Regions from separate parts of the Homo sapiens genome. Here regions 1 and 3 are each linked to region 2. A link is a contact called in ENCODE Hi-C or POLR2A ChIA-PET data. All regions are on one chromosome and are shown on one strand. The core of a region is the stretch at or near the end of the contact, and the rest is flanking DNA. Distances in the headings are between cores, read along the strand shown.

Region 1 (2,700 bases), core at 81-2,580, 1.3 Mb before region 2:
TTACCTTGTATCTGCAGAAACATGCTTAGCCACATAGTACACGTTCAATATATTTTTGCTGATTGACAGACAGAGGCCCTGAGTGTTAGCATATGAACTTAACTTCATTCTGAAAGCAATGGGACCAATTCAGATTTCTGAGAAGGTGATGCAAAGATGGAAGCTTTACCTTTTGGAAGATGCATCGGGTGGCAATAGTAGCAGGAGTCTCAGATAAAATATTTATACATAAAAAGGTATAAACATGTTCTAGCTCACAACAATTGCCACAGTAGGAAAGGCACAGTTTATAGCTATTAAGGAAATCCAGAGTTAACATTTCAAGTCCCAGGGAATGTCAGCTTTTCATTCCATACTTTCCATAAATTCCATTCTCTGTTTGTTTTTTTTTTGATTCCTGAATTTCCCTTTTAAAAGTGCAGCAGGCCATGACTCTGGGATGTCCCGTCCTGTGACTTGGCTGAGAAACTGCTAATATCAGATGCTTTCCCTTAAGCACATTTCTGAGATTCAGCTGGAATATGAATGAACAGATGCCAAATGAGCTGGGGTTTTAGGGTCTCTAACATTGACCGGGGCATATAGTTCTGAGTTTGCATCACATCTAAGGAAAGCTAGATTAGACAAAGGCATTTTTTCTAATAGCAGAAGTTCATGGTAAAAAACTGATCCAGACTGTTAAAATGAATACTGCCTGCATGCATGGATTGCTTCCGGACTGGAAATGAAATATGTTTTCTCTTTTTCCAACTGGTGATTCACACTGCAACCTTAATAGCTTTTCTCTAATGATGATGCATTCTGAATAGAAACATTGCTAAAGAGTATTTTTAGCATCCATAAAATGTATACTTCATTTAGATCCAATTCTATAAAATAGCTCCAATCTGATACAACAGGAATGCAAACTCTCAACATGTTAATTACATTCTTCAATATTTATCATTTTCTTCAACTCTCCCTTACGTGTCCCCTTTCAGAATATAGGACTTTGTTTACTCGCAGTACATATCAAATAAAAATACAGAGAAAAGTTCTCAATGACTAATTATGTTGATAAAGTTAAAAGCATTCTAAACTGAAAATACAAATTAAGAAAAACATGCTGTTAGTTAAGCATTGTTTAAAACCATTTTTTGGAACACAAATCTTTGTTGAAAGTCGTATTGGAGTCACATAAGCCAAAAAGTCAACCTAAGAAGTTCAGAAATCAGATGCTCAAAAGTCCTTGAAGGCTGTTTTGAGAGTGCAGGACTGACTGTTTTCAGTTGCAGAAATCACGTCTCCATATGCAAATATGTCTCTGAAGGGGTTTTTTCAAATAATGCAACACATCCGTATTTGGAATCTTTGTATTTGCATACAACCACATGCCAAAACCCCTGCAAAATTAAGACTCCATTCTCACAAAGCTTGTTTTTAGACACTGTAAGGGAAAAAGGAAAGATGTCTCTTTCTTTCTACAAAGCATGCAAAAAATTAGACAATTTTTTAAAAGAACTTTTAAGGTTAAAGACATTTTTAATTCCAAAAGAGTAAAACAAAAGTCAAAATTATAAGTTAGATCTATTCTTCATACCAGACTGTTAGCATTAACACTTACTAGTTAATATATTTTATAAGAAATAGTTCTTATTCATACTTAAGCTCATGTGTATGTTTTACCCCATGCCTGAGTAGGACTCATAACTGCGGAGGGCTGTGTGTGACTTCTCAGGTGCCCCTCTGTCTGTCCTGCTCTCTTAATCCTAGACACAGGTAGGAACCTAACATTAACTACCTCTGGGAGATAATTCACCCTCAACACCAAGGTTTCAGTCAGAAGCTATGTAATTTCATTCCCAGGTGAATATCAATACTATTTCCCCACACATTCTTCCCTTGTTAAACTTTTATAGGTCTGTTGCCTACACTAAATTGGAAAATTCTTACAAGCAGGGACTAGGACATTGTATTTACAGTGCTTTATCAAAGATTCTGCCCAACAAGGTTTTTAATAGACAACCCAACAAGGTTTTTAATAGACATTTGTTGATTCATTAATTTATTCAGAATGTACATATTTACTGAGTGCCTGCTCTGTGCCAAGTACAATTTTCGATGCTAAGAGAGTCAGCAGGAAACAAAGGAAGGAAATATCCCTGCTCCCTTGAAGCTTATTTCTAGATGAAGAATAAACAAATAAACATATATATGTTTACATATATATATAGTTTATTTTATATATACATAGAGATACTTACATACATAAAGTATGTGAGAGGTGATAAATGATATAGAGAAAAATAAAGTGGAAAAGAGGCATAAGAGAGTGGTGGGGGGGGGTGTCAATTTTAAAAGAGTGGCCATGGCCAGGTGTGGTGGCTCACACCTGTAATCCCAGCACTTTGGGAGGCCGAGGTGGGTGGATCACCTAAGGCCAGAAGTTCGAGACCAGCCTGGCCCACATAGTTAAACCCCGTCTCTACTAAAAATACAAAAAATTAGCCTGGTTTTGTGGTAGGCGCCTGTAATCCCACTCGGGATGCTGAGGCAGGAGAATCTCTTGAACCCGGGAGGTAGAGGTTGCAGAGAGCCAAGATTGCACCATTGCACTCCAGGCTGTGCAACAAAAGCGAAACTCCGTCTTAAAAAAACAAAACAAAACAAAAGAGTGGTCAGAGTAGGTAATAGTTAAACAAAAACATGAAGGAAGTGAAG
Region 2 (2,700 bases), core at 186-2,685:
AAACTTATGGAACATCTGTGGAGAGCAATTTGGCAACATGTATCAAAATTTTAAATGTGCATTGTTGACAAGTAATTCCATGTCTTAGAATTTATTCTTTAGCTAACTTCCTTATTAGCAATATTACATCATATGTACAAGGATATGCATATTCCATAGATATGAAATTGGAAGCAAACAAATAATCTAATAATAGATTAGAGAATAAATGTATTGTGCACAGACCTGAAATGGAAATCTATGCAGCAGTAAAAAAGAACGAGGTGGCTCTACTTGCACTGTTCTGGAACAATCTCCATGGTACATAGTGAAAAAGGAAAGTTCAGAAGGTTATTGTGTTACTGCTTACGAAAGTGTGTGTGTGAGAATGTGCTTGAATATGCATAAAACATCTCTGAAAGGATACAAAAGAAAGGAGTAACATCGGTTTCCTGTGGGTAGAAGCTTTGAGTGGATAGGGGACAAGGGGTGGAGGGAGACCTAGTTTTCCTATGTGCTTTTTCGTACATGTTAAATTTTCACCTTGTGCAAATATTATCTACTTAAAGTACAAGTCTAAACAATAATTTTATAATGTTCTGCTCCTTAAAAACCTTTGAAAATCATTGAGCTACATGATGCCTAGGATTGCCATTAGTAATGTTTATTATTGTGATATAACCACTTTTTATTAAATAATATCATGATTCTGTAATTTGTTTCACACTTGACAAATGTACTAGAAATTCTGCTCCATAGCTATACATGCAACAAAAATCTTTACACTTTTCACCATCTGTTAAATTCTGTTGCATAGACATTTGTGGAGTTCATCACATACGTTATATGTAGCTCAACCTTCCCCAGACCTTAGCAACTTCTTGGTCCAGATAGGGTCCCTGCAGCAACAATGACTCAACACCGTTCTCACAGACATATTTTGAAACAGGGCCTATAAAGTCCTCCCATCCCCTTAACTGGGCAAGGTTTTCTTTTTATATGTATATATATATATTTTTTTTTATTATACTTTAAGTTCTAGGGTACATGTGCACAACGTGCAGGTTTGTTACATATGTATACATGTGCCATGTTGGTGTGCTGCACCCATTAACTCGTCATTTATATTAGGTATATCTCCTAATGCTATCCGGTTTTCTTGAAATCTTCAGGGGGTGCCTCTCATGTGTTCCCAAACAAGTATGCTCCCAGCAGGCACTCCCACGGCTCTGCTGAACACTGCAGGTCCCGTGAGACCCACTTTCTCACCCAGCCCTGCTGCTTCCCCGCAGACGCCATTAGAGATGCCCTAGAGCCCCCCCCCCCCCCCGCCCCCGACCCCCCGTGAGAAAGCTGCCGCTCACCTGGGGGAGATGGAGCGAATGCCACGCTCTGTTTCCATTGCGTTCTGTCAGACAAATCCCACAAATATGCTGCTTGGGCTCCCAGATTTTATGGAACTTGGTGACACAGCTCTTCTTGTTTTGCTCACAGTCACTCTGCCCTCAACAGGACTCCTCCGGGAATGCAGATGGAACCGGAATGGTAGACAAAACTGGGGAAAGACAATCACCTCTCCTTCTGTGATGAGAATATAAGACCAAAGAAGACTCAAAGGGCTTGAGGAAAGAACCATCTTCAGAAAACAAGAACCATGTTCCTTGACTCTGTCACCTCTCTACACCACCTATTATTATCATGGGAAGACGGAGCCAAAACTGAGAGAGCAGTTTAGGAGAGGTTTGAGTCACTGGAAAGTAAAAAATAATCCTGACTACTGTTCACTGATACAGCCACCATTTTGCCCTTATAATCTGTAATCTTCACAACACCTCTGTTTCAGTTAAGAGTTTTTCAACATGAGTGGTAGAAAATCTGACCAAACTGGCTAAACCCCAAAATTGGAATGTTAGCTGATATAGTAAATAAGCTGAGACAAATTGGCTTTGGGCGTGGCCTGATCCAGAGCTCACAGGCCCTGAAAGCAGCCTGCTTTCTCTCTGTTTCTCAGCTCTGCTTGCTGAGTGTTAACTCTTCTCCAACAAGCTCTCCCCTCATGGTTACAAGAGAGCTGCCAGCAACAACTCCTGGGCTTTTTCCTTCCAGGTTAAATTCTGTTGCATATTCATTTATGGAGTTAATCACATAAGCTATATGTAACCCAATTTTCCCCAAACTTTAGCAACTTAGGACCAAATCCAGTAGAAATGAGTGAGTCTGCTTACGTGAGAGTTCAAAACAAGAGCCTAGGAATTGAGCTTCTTTTCCTGTGGCTCATCCATGGGTCAGACACCATGGTGAGGAGGAGGAAGAGTGCTGAGTGTCTGAGCTCAGGCCCTGTGCTCCCTCCAGGGCCATCACTGTCACCGGAAGTACATGGGCAGAGGTGGAGGAGGGCTGGCTCCCCAAGCAAAATTAAGGCAATGTTGCCAAAGCATAGTAAATTCTGGGCAGCAAAGACGGCAATTGTCCACAACAAACCCTATGAGATTGAAATTATTCTCATTGTACAGATGTGGAAATTGAAGGTCTCAGATGTTAAGTAACTTGCCCCAAATCATATAGTGGCATAGATTGGATTTTACCTCATTAATGTGTGCGATGAGACCAAAAGGATAGGTAGGTATCTGCCAGGCAGACTGAAGCAAGGAGGGTGCTCGAAGCAAGGATTTATGAATACACAGCAGTATGAGGGCATTAGCGGAGTGGGGGGCCTTCAGG
Region 3 (2,700 bases), core at 104-2,603, 1.2 Mb before region 2:
AGACTCCCAAATCACGCCATTTTGCCTCTCCTTTTGCCTGGAAAAGTCCTCATCCTCTTCTCACCTTGGGGACCTTCTGTTTTTTTCAGAGCCGCTCAAACATCACTTCCTCCATAAAGCCTTCCTTCGCCCGGTACACCTCCGTGCACCCCCATGTGCTAGCATGGCTGGTTTCCAGGCGCTGGTCATATATTGTAGGTGTGTCAACCAGCATTCGTCTCATTGTATTGCAATCAGAGGTTTCCATGTCATTCTTCCACTACACTACTGGGCAGGGCTAATGCTGGCTTCCTGTTTATATGTTCACCATACAGCATATAACTTGGCAGACGGGAAGCCCAAATTTAACATAAAATAATTGAATATAGATGGAAATTAAGAAGTCTTTATTTGCATCTTGATGATGTAATTGTTTTATAAGAAAGCTTAAGTACATGGTCTTTTAGGAAATTCTAAACCTGAATACTGATGGAGAGATTAAAAAATTAATTTTAAAGTGAAAAGTACTAATTATAGTGGCATTATTATTAGGTGCTTCTTGAAGAAAAATTCTGAATTCCAAAAGTTAAAGAAATATGGGGTTAAGCAAAATTAAAAATAACATATTTGAACTCTAGATTTTACCAGAGCCTGGTAGATATGTGTATTTTATTTTCTTACCTAAATCCTAAATTCTTCTAGGGGAAGGAGATTTTTACTTCTATTTTCCAACAAGTAGGCACAGTGCTTGATACACAGTTAATGTTCAGTAAATGTCTACTTGACATCACACACACACACACACACACACACACACACACACACACTTCACCACACATCTTGAGAATCATCAGGAAGCCTAGCATTATTTTTGGCTAGGGTACGCATAAAAAGACATCAGCTTTTCATTGAATACCAATATATAGTTAATTCATGAGTAAGAGAAGTGTCATGGTCTGTGAATGGTTTGGGGTCTGTGCTCTCAAATTCCTGGAAGCCCAATGACTACAATTAGAGAAACACAACCTCAAGGGTGTTTTTCCAATATGGATCTTACATTTGCTGTTATGTTTACATTTTTAGAAATGCTGTAGCTGTGACTGTTCTCAAAAACTAATGCCATGTGAATTTGCCTCTAGTTTCATGAATGATTTCAGATGTGAGAACTTCTCCAGAAAACCTGCTTTCTCTATCTGGGTGAGCAAAAGAGAGAGAAAATACAAGAATTTCTCTTGTGTAGTACTGACTTCCTCTGTGGCCCCAGAGAAGCCATTTGAACTTTCTTCTTTGGTTCCTCCAGCTGTAAAATGGAACTAATAATGACTAATAATGTATTTCACAAGGTAACAGTGAGGATTAGTCAGTGTTTCAAGGCAGTAGGCCCCAAGTATGAAATATTTGTATAATGTCAAACTCTGACCAATGTTTTTCTATTAGATTGGGTTTTGAAATCCCCTAACTTCATTTAAACAGCCAAGTCAAATGACTTGCAAGCAAGGTGCCATATTTCTCTGTTAATAATTCCATTTTTCTGACAGAGAAGTTTCTGGAAAACAATAGCATTTGGCATTAAGATAAACAATGTAAATTGTTATCCCAGCTATACTGCAACTGTAGGCAGACCCCACAATTTCTTTGCTTCTCTTTTTCCTTTCAGGTCTGAAGCAAAGTATCTGTGCCTGACTCTTACAGGATTGTGAAAAGTAAAGAGGTTAACATATGGCCAATGCTTTAAACTCTGTGGTGAAGATGCCAGAGAGTAATATTCTACAGATGGGAAAACTGAGTCCCCGAGAAGCAAACAGGCTTGACTTAAATCATGTGACAAGTGAGTATCAGGAAAAACATTCAATACTCTGGATTATAACCAGTTATTTTGGCCTTATGGCTTCCTAAAGAAACAATACCTATAGAGGCAGAGTTTTCCCTTCCCACTTTCACGAGAGTTGGCTTTCTTTCACCTGTTGAGATAGCTTTTGCTTCCTTCTAAACTGGCGCACCTTTTTTTTTTTTTTTTTTTTTTCTGAGTTTTCTCTCAGCAAAGAAGAGGAGGTGGCTAGAACTTGTTGCCAAGGAAAAGAGCCTGATTAGAGTGTCCAATTGAAGAGTTCTTATTGGCTGCCAAGAACACTGTTATATGGCTTGTAGAAATAAATCAAAGTCTCGAGAGGAGGCCAGAAAGTCAAAGAAATGCTGTTAAATCTTGAGTCCTGTATGATGCTGAAGAAATAAAGGGAAAATATAGGGTGTAAATTGAGTTGTAATTCCAACCAAGTCAAGGCAGTCAGTTGTGATGGCCAAACAACAGATGCATGAAGGCTTTAAAGGACAAAAAATGTTAGACTCTGGCTGCTACCCAAACACCCTTGCCGCTGAAATCAAAGAGTCCAATATTCTTGCAGAGACAAAATCTTAAAGACAAAGCAGCAGACACTCCTGGCTAAAAGGGTTTGCAATGGATATATTGCCAGTAATCTTAAACCCACTCAGCAGAGACTGAGTAGGCTTGGGAAGCAAACAGGTTTTGTAGAATGACGAATTTTGTATAATGCCTAACATATTATTGGCACTCAATGGCCTCATTATTATTCCTTCAAGTATTAGTTATGTAGCACAACAGTATATGAACACAGGACTCCCTGGGTGGGGAAGAAAAGAAACTGGCACGATTTCTTCAAGTTTCCCCTGCTGGTTCCACCTCTGGGGGTCTGGGCTGAAAGG

Evidence for each region. A loop is a pair of places that touch in the nucleus more often than their neighbours do. ChIA-PET counts read pairs that join two places held with the same protein, here RNA polymerase II (POLR2A). Pooled maps may share reads with other maps.
Region 1: POLR2A ChIA-PET joins it to region 2 with 25 read pairs in activated T-cell. The contact joins the enhancer-like site here to the promoter of LINC02389 in region 2. POLR2A ChIA-PET finds 5 or more read pairs at or near these places in 2 of 52 experiments (activated T-cell and common myeloid progenitor, CD34-positive).
Region 3: a loop to region 2 is called in a pooled map, with 4 times the contacts of the local background. The contact joins the enhancer-like site here to the promoter of LINC02389 in region 2. A Hi-C loop is called at or near these places in 1 of 168 maps with a recorded cell type or tissue (GM12878), 1 of 37 single-sample maps with no recorded cell type and 4 of 50 pooled maps.

Annotation. Positions count from the first base shown.
Region 1 is chr12:66,195,606-66,198,305 of GRCh38, reverse strand. The region is part of intron 1 of IRAK3 (interleukin 1 receptor associated kinase 3); the gene reads right to left. Among named protein-coding and RNA genes, the nearest start is that of IRAK3, 7.7 kb to the right of the region's middle. Within about 2 kb of position 1,330, at least 4 of the 41 ENCODE cell types and tissues checked have a DNase peak (open chromatin) inside an H3K27ac peak, as active enhancers do.
Region 2 is chr12:64,882,509-64,885,208 of GRCh38, reverse strand. It overlaps LINC02389 (long intergenic non-protein coding RNA 2389), which reads right to left and starts at 1,435. Exons shown (of 3, transcript NR_033988.1): 1 at 1,344-1,435.
Region 3 is chr12:66,046,149-66,048,848 of GRCh38, reverse strand. No RefSeq gene overlaps it. Among named protein-coding and RNA genes, the nearest start is that of LINC02425, 16 kb to the right of the region's middle. Within about 2 kb of position 1,353, at least 2 of the 41 ENCODE cell types and tissues checked have a DNase peak (open chromatin) inside an H3K27ac peak, as active enhancers do; they include GM12878, where a contact is called at or near this core.